Linked DNA regions of Mus musculus: regions 1 and 2 are each linked to region 3. The links are chromatin loops, found by intact Hi-C in ENCODE. Cell type or tissue: left cerebral cortex. All regions are shown on one strand.

Region 1 (2,500 bases), 200 kb after region 3:
GTGGAGGAGAACATTTGGAGCAGTTTCTAAAATATCCATTACTTATTTAGAGCAAAGCTGAGCTCTGGTTGTATTGTACAGAGATTCTTCTGAGAAACGTGTAGCTGCACCATGAAAGCCAAGTACCTTAATTGCCCCCTATTTCCTCAGGAAAAGACCCTGTCTCTTTGTGACTTGGATGGAAACTTAGAGCTCTTTCAAACCCAGGCCGAGCCTTGCCCCATCCAAAGAGAGTAGTTTTGCTCTTGGCCACCACAACCCTGTGCTCAGTGATTGTCTGGCCCTTTTTTAATCCTAAGAGAACTCAATCGTGACACTGTGGTGGGACTGCTACAGGACTCTCGAGTTGTGTTAATTTCCTTCCCAATTCAGCAGAAAATTCGTCAACAGATCTCCTACCATGTTTGGTGATCTAAGAATTTAAGGGCCACAGTGGCTGAAGACATAGCATTCTGATTGTAAACGATCAACGTGTTCATCTGGCCAGATTTAAATATCAGTATGAGGACAGGGCAAACTGAAGGAAGACCTTAGCTGGTCACCACAGAGCCAGGCCTCCCATTGTGTCTGCATTGGAAAGTCAGAGGAAGGAAACACCTGGGTGAAAACAGGATGTCTCTCTTCCTTTTCTCGATCCCAACAAACACCTCATCTCAGCAATTAAGCTTTCTACCCAGTAACTTTCTGCCTGACCTACCAATAATGCCCACTTATCGGCTGTCCCATTGGTTAACCACAGTGACTTTCCTGGCTGTATTATGTGGCCACTGTAGATGTAGAGAGCCCACAGTAAACGCTGATCTCCACAAGACTGGATCTTCCCTGACATGAACAGGACTGCAGAGATGATAGGGACCTTTTCACCTTTAAAAATAAGAAAACTAAGAAAGGGGCTTTGAAGTAACAGAACCTGTTACTTGGGGGTAGATAGCAGGCCCTGAGTCTAAGAGTCTCTTGACTTTGAGTCAGGTTCTTGGCTACATTCCCTACCACTATGATGAATCCCAACAGACACATAGGACATTGTCCACAACAAAAAGCAAAAGCTGGCTCTGTGACTTTGCTACTGTTGCTTTTTGTGTCTTTTGGGGGGGGTTTGTTTTGTTTTGTTTTTGTTTTTGTTTTTACCTCTGAAGAGATTATCCAAGTCAATATCTTCTTTTCCTTTGATTTTCAAACACTTTGCCTGCTGTACAAGTCTGGCAAAGAACAGAAATAAAATCTGGATTCATTATCCTGTGAGGTAAGAATAAATCATGACAGCAGCACAAATTTAAATAGAAACCTCGGGGTAAATGACAGCGAATTATCAGGTGTTTCTCTGCACAGTCTCATTAGAACATTTCCTCGGCTTAACATTTAAAGGAAGCAGGAACCTTTGTTCAGAAACTCTGACTTTGAATAGTGAAACTTAAAAGTCTTTCCATCCACTCCTCCTGGAGGATGATCTCTTCGGGCTTTGAGGAGTAAGCACCTGAGACAGTGGGGAACAGTGTGGGACATAGGTAAATAATAAGCATTATTTCAAAGTCTGGCTCCTATTATTTCAATCAGAAGATCACAGCACTGTGGCTGTGCTCAGATAAGTGTATAAGTGACTAAGTTGCATTGCTGAATGTCAGAGAATTCATTAACTTTTGGGATGTTGCAGCACCCAGTGTGGACTAATTTTGTGCCTCTTTCATTGTCGGTTCTTCATTAAAAACCAAGGTTCCTGCTGCAAAGCAAATGCAGAAGTTTTGAAAATGAGACTTCCCCACGGTTGCTAATTACCGACTTAATTAATTTAGGCAGGGAACTTGAGATAATTAATTTATCTGCATATACTTATGATTCTTATAAACTTATAATCATTTGCTTTGCACACGTGTTTCTCTTACTGCACTTGATGGTTTTCATGTCAACCACACTGACAGGCCCGTGCCTCGGTCCTGACAGAGCAGAGAAGCAAACAACTTGGCTACCAAATCTGCCTAGAAGTCTGAAAGGCTTATAGGTTAAGTCGCATATTTTTTATCTATAGCTTCTGTGAACATGTTTGCCACAGCAGAAGTGCATTCCACTCATTCGTTAGGTATCTCTTGGTTTTCTTAATAGAAACAGCATCAACAAAACAAAAACCGGAAAGAGTTTGACTTTCGGCCCCATCTTTGGCCCTTCTGTTATGGTGTTCAGCCTACCGAGTGAGGAGCTGCCTCTGGTGCAGGCAGGGGGTCAAGGAGAGGAAAATCCATGCAGAGACACCTGTTTCATGCCTAGGACTCAGTTCCTTGGTCTGTGACACGGAGTGACTGTTTGAGCACTTGACACCTAGTGGTCAATCTGTGACATGAACGTACCACATGTCTACCTGGTTGGTCTGTGCACTCAGTAAACACCATTTTCAAAACATTGTACAGGCCACTATGTATTATGGACCAATACGCATACAACCTGTAGACTACTTTAACAGCTCAATGTATTTAGTTTTTCTTAGGTTCCCTGAGTATCTCTGTGTTGT
Region 2 (2,500 bases), 560 kb after region 3:
CTTTGAGAGAGAACTGTGTGTCGTGTGGTCACTGACTTCTTTCCCTTCCTAAACTTGGTAGATGCATTTGCCAGAAGGCTCTGCCTGATGATCCCTACCACGTGCCTGCCACACCCCATGCAGCCTTCAGAAGGCAAAGCCTTAGCCTCCAATTTTAAAACCTGGAAACCTGGCTCAGCGGGTGAAGGTACTTAGTGTCAAACCTGATGATCCACAGGGCCTCATACAAGATGAAAGTCAAGGATGAACCCTGAAGTCCTCTAACCTCCACAGCTCCTCAGGCTTGGTTGTCCTCTCTCTCTCTCTCTCTCTCTCTCTCTCTCTCCCTCTCCCTCTCCCCCTCCCCCTCCCTCTCCCTCTCTCTCTCTCTCTCTCTCTCTCTCTCTCTCTCTCTCTCTCTCTCTCTCACACACACACACACACACACACACACAAAACCAACATTAAAAAGCAAAACGGGAAACCAGACATGCATTTTTAAGCTAGATTATAGACTTCTACGGGGACCCTCATATAAGGAAAGAAGAAAAAAGGGGAAGAAGATCTCAACATTTACAAACAGCCTTAGTCTACTGCACAGGCCCCGATGATGTGAACCCTAGCTCATGCAAGCTCACCAGTCCCTCCTGCCTTAAACATCCAGGCCACTGTACCAGTCCAGGGCCCAGGGTACCTCCCCCTGACAGCATCTGACCTTGTGACCTTTGAAGCCCGCCCCTGAGCAACCCCAGAAAGAACTCCTCTGTGTGTTCAGCAACCATAAAGCCGTCCCTCCCGCTTTCTGCTAGTGAACTGGCAGGAGACAACATCACCAGGGAGAAAGGGTGAGCTCTTCCGCTGCTTTCCAGTGCTCCTCTCCTGTGAGTTTTTAATCTGACTACAGCTGAAGGCAGCCCTCATGGAGCCTCTTCATACTTTAATTACATTTAGCCAAACCTTTGAAAGAAAAAAGAGAAACAGTGCCACCTAACTGCCCAAGGAGCTCTGTTCTTGAGGCTGCTGCTCCCCTCTCTTCTTACTGCATGTTAATTAACAGTCCCTTGCAGGTGTCCCTCTCCCTGCAACTCAACTGTTACCTTGGCTGATGATAATTTCACGGGGAATATCCACAGCAGACGTGTTCTCAAGAGCAAAATGGCAATTTCACTGGGCTTCCACTTAAAGCACTGTTGCTGGCCCTTGGAGGTAATCCAGGTAATGCTGGTTTACCAATATGTTTTACTCAGTTACCCTTAACAATCCTCAGATGAATTTCCTTTATGATACACTGACACATTTAAATTATCGATACTTGTGGTCCTTTCCACAACCAGATCTTCTATATTAAACATTCTAAATAGCTGACCACTAGTAAAACATGTTTTTTTTTAATTCAATGAATAATCAAAACATTTATAAAATAACTAAAATGCACATTAACATGTTTCAGAGCAGAAAGTACTGGAAAGTACGAAACTTTAAAAATATACCTGATTTAATAAGGTCTGTTGGGGGGCAATTGTCCCAAGTTAGGACATTATGCATCATGGCCTCAAAATGTGTTTTGTCACATCATTAAACCCACCAAAGCCCAAACAATGATGAGTGAGCCTTCTGTAGCTCAGAGGGAGCTTGGAACAACTCCGTATGCCGACTCTCTCCCTTTCCTCAGCCCAAGTTAGGTGCTGAGAAAGATCCTCGCTCTCTCCTCAACCGTGAAGGACTCCTTGCCTGGGGCTTCTACATATACTGTGCAGTTACAGACTAATGTAATCCAAGTATCAAAAGAACAAAAGATGGACAGAAATTCCTGACATGGCTTAGAGGAAGAAAGAAAAGTGTGCAAGCCTGGTCTTTACAAAACCTTTAGGTAAACCTCCCCATAGCTCTACTCAAAGCTGCAATAAAAACATAAATAAAGAGGTGAATGAATGAATGAATGAATGAGAAATAAATAGATCATAGATAGATAGATAGATAGATAGATAGATAGATAGATAGATAGATAAATCAAACAGCTGAATAGATAGATAAATAAATCAAACAGCTGAATGGTGGACTCCAAAGTCAACACACTCTTTCTACAGACAGATTCAGAAAGAGATGGGGACCACCACCACCACCACCCACCAGTCCTTTTACAGACTCTGGATTTGAACAAGAATGGCCCCCTTAGGTCTCTATATCTAAATGCTTGGTCTCCAGTTGGTAGAACTCTTGGGAAAGGATCAGAAGACATGGCCTTGTTGGAAGAGATGGGTCACTGGGGACAGGCTTTGAGGTTTCAAAAGCCTGGTGCAATCCCAGTCATTCTCTCCTGTGGCCCCGTGTTTATGGATCAAGATGTACATTCACAATTCAACCCAGTACCATGCCTATCTGCTGCCATGTTCCCAGCCACGATGGTCAAGCCTCATCTTCTAAAACTGTAAAACCAAATAAACACTTTCTGCTAAAGTTTCCTTAATCGGGCTGTCTTATCACAATGATAAATATGTAACCAAGACAATGCCTTTATAAA
Region 3 (2,500 bases):
GGCTTCCTGTGCTCTAGAACCACGAGAGCTCAAGCAAAATGAGGCGATATTATGTTTAACTGTTTGGGAACTTTTTATTAAAAAAAGACTTTAAATATTAATGTTATTTTCCATACAAGTGTGATAATACTCAGTAATGCATGGTGTACTTGGTCTTGTGAGTTTAAGAATGTCACAATCCAGTGTAGTTGCTGGCGCCCTCTGGTCTTCACATACCCTGGTAGCAAAATTCAAATATCCCTTTTAAAAAATAGAATCCTTTGGACAGCTGTAGATAAGCGTGGGGTGAGGCAAGGGGGCCCTCGTTCCCGAATACTCATGCTTTGGGGCTTTGACTCCACCTAGAAAGTTCAATTCTAAGAGAATTGACACAAACTCTTCTAGACTCTGCAAGAGGGCAGAAATAAAAAGCTTGTTATTCCTTTACAAGCAGCTACGGATGAAGTCAGCAGCAGAGTCCAGGAGCGAGGGAAGCTGGGCGGGGCTGGACAAAGAAAAATAGGAGTAAAGTACAGAGTTACTGTCAAAAATATATTATTTTGATCCTAAGAAAATTAAGAGAGTTTCATCTAATGAACTAGATTGTGATCTTTTAATACATTTGGTTTTCATCGAACGTACAATCACCATCGGACGTAAAAAGACGACTTTGTTTCTTTAAAAAAAATTGCTTGAGTTATCTACAGGAAGCTTGTGAACGTAATTCAAGGATAATATTCTGCAGCTCTTTGGATATTGAATGGTTTCCTCGGACCTGTCCACAGGGGAATCGGGGTAGGGTGGGTGGGTGGGGCTTTTAATGCAGAGTCCAGTGGGACTCTACCAGCGTGTCTCCTTTCCCTGTCCCGCCCTCCCTAGTTGGAAGACTTTTTCAATTCGGGGTCTTCTACTCCTGGGGTGTGAGACCTGGAAATGAGGAAGAGTTTCTCCTTGTTTGTAAACTGCCTCTGCACAGACAGAGGCTCCGCCCTAGTTGGCCCTGGACTGGGACCCTCGGGGGAGCTGTGCTCAGTACTGGGATCTGTAACATCCTCACAGTCTAGCCTTTTCTTGGCCACCACATCCACGACCGACTCTACAGAGGTGTCAGCCTCCCTCAGGGGGGTGTAGCCCTTATTGCTGCTGGACTGGTCATCCGACTGAGAACTGTGGGAATCCCGCCGGACGCGGGGCGAGTCCTCCTCGGGGCGCAGAGGGAGCGAGGGCGTGGCGGCTGTAGCAGAGGGGCCTGAGTCCAGGTTCTCTGCGCTCGAGGAGGGTGGGGGCTCGGGCGACGGTGGAGCCCGATAGTCCGGGAGCCCACTGGTGCTGCGGCGCCGCCAGGCCGCGTACCTGCGGGTCCTGGGCAAGCGGCCGCCCTGCCCCCTGGCGGTGCGTGCTGTCTTCGCGCCCTCGGGCTCCCCGGGCTCGCAGGAAGCCCAGCGCGCTCCTCCCTCGGCTCCCCGGAGGTCGGTCAGGCTCAGGTCCAGTTCTCCCCTGGGGAGATCCCGGGAGCCGCGTTCCCCGGGAGGTCTATGCCAGCTGCAGCTTGCGCCCTCCGAGTCCCCGTCTCTGTCCCGATCCCCTTGCAAGGGCAACAGGGCGAAGGCGCTCAGCGAGGAGCCCACGAGGGAGCTGGTGGTGCTCTGGCGCCCCCAACTCCCGGTTGGGCTGCAGGGCGCCGGGCTGCTGCCGCCGCTGGCAGCCGCGGTGACAGTGGCAGTGGCCGCAGCCACCGCGGCAACTGTGGTCCGGCGATGGCCAGCCCTACTGGAGCGCTCGCGGTAGATGCTGTACACGGCCTCTGTCAGACTTGGGGGCTCCCGTGGACAGCGCGGAGATGAAGCCAGGTCCGGCGGGGACCCTGCCTCCTGAGTCTCACCGCTGCCTCCGTCCAGCCCAGTGGGGTGGGGCCATGAACCCCTGGCCAGCATTGCAGCAGCCCCAAAGGCGTCCGCAGAGCCCGCGCAGCTGCCTGGCTTCAGCTCCAGGCCTCGAGATTGCACGTAGCTGAGAAAGCCATTGAGCGGCGCTGCCCCGTGGGACGCGGAGCCGGGGGCAGCCGCGGAGGAGGAAGCCGCAGCCGCGGCGGCCGCAGCAGCAGCTGCTGCCAGATCTTTGGCGCGGAGACTGTGCACGTCGATGACAGTGGAATAGAGGTCCCGCAGGTTGATGATCTTAGTTTTTTTGTCCCTGTTCTCATGGAGCACCGCGTTGGCGCAAATGAAGAGGAAGATGCCTATACCCATGATGAGGGGCCCGAAGACCTTTAGCTTGTCTGAGTGCAAGTAGCCTGAGAAGATTCGGAAGAAGAAGCCCACCGACGTGGAGGAGGAAGAGGAAGAGGAAGAGGAAGAGGAAGAGGAGGTGGCTGCAGATCTTGCAGGAGGCGGACTCCAGGGCCCGCCCACAGAACTGGAGTTGGCACCCCCTGGGGTCCCAGAGTGGCTCTTGGCTGGGTTTTTGTTGCCATTGCTGCTGTTGCTGATGGCCCCAATGCGATGGCTACTGCCCACAGGCA

Evidence for each region. A loop is a pair of places that touch in the nucleus more often than their neighbours do. Peaks named below come from ENCODE experiments on the same cell type or tissue, not always from the same donor. Only the 100,000 strongest peaks of a DNase experiment are listed, where the experiment ranks them.
Region 1: a loop joins it to region 3, with 5 times the contacts of the local background. A loop is called at or near these places in 5 of 42 quality-filtered maps.
Region 2: a loop joins it to region 3, with 2.7 times the contacts of the local background. A loop is called at or near these places in 7 of 42 quality-filtered maps.

What each region holds. Positions count from the first base shown.
Region 1 is chr17:68,640,198-68,642,697 of GRCm38, reverse strand. L3mbtl4 (L3MBTL4 histone methyl-lysine binding protein) reads right to left here. Exons shown (of 21, transcript NM_177278.5): 16 at 1,129-1,199. Among named protein-coding and RNA genes, the nearest start is that of Tmem200c, 200 kb to the left of the region's middle. In left cerebral cortex, a CTCF peak has its summit at 2,329; a DNase peak (open chromatin) is centred at 1,339.
Region 2 is chr17:68,283,780-68,286,279 of GRCm38, reverse strand. The region is part of intron 1 of L3mbtl4 (L3MBTL4 histone methyl-lysine binding protein); the gene reads right to left. Among named protein-coding and RNA genes, the nearest start is that of L3mbtl4, 11 kb to the right of the region's middle. In left cerebral cortex, a CTCF peak has its summit at 976; a DNase peak (open chromatin) is centred at 957.
Region 3 is chr17:68,840,692-68,843,191 of GRCm38, reverse strand. It overlaps Tmem200c (transmembrane protein 200C), which reads right to left. Exons shown (of 2, transcript NM_001206661.1): 2 at 54-2,500. The coding sequence ends at 855. Among named protein-coding and RNA genes, the nearest start is that of Tmem200c, 4.8 kb to the right of the region's middle. In left cerebral cortex, a CTCF peak has its summit at 1,372 (motif pointing left); DNase peaks (open chromatin) are centred at 308, 1,458 and 1,876; H3K4me3 peaks cover 1,312 bases; H3K27ac peaks cover 1,609 bases.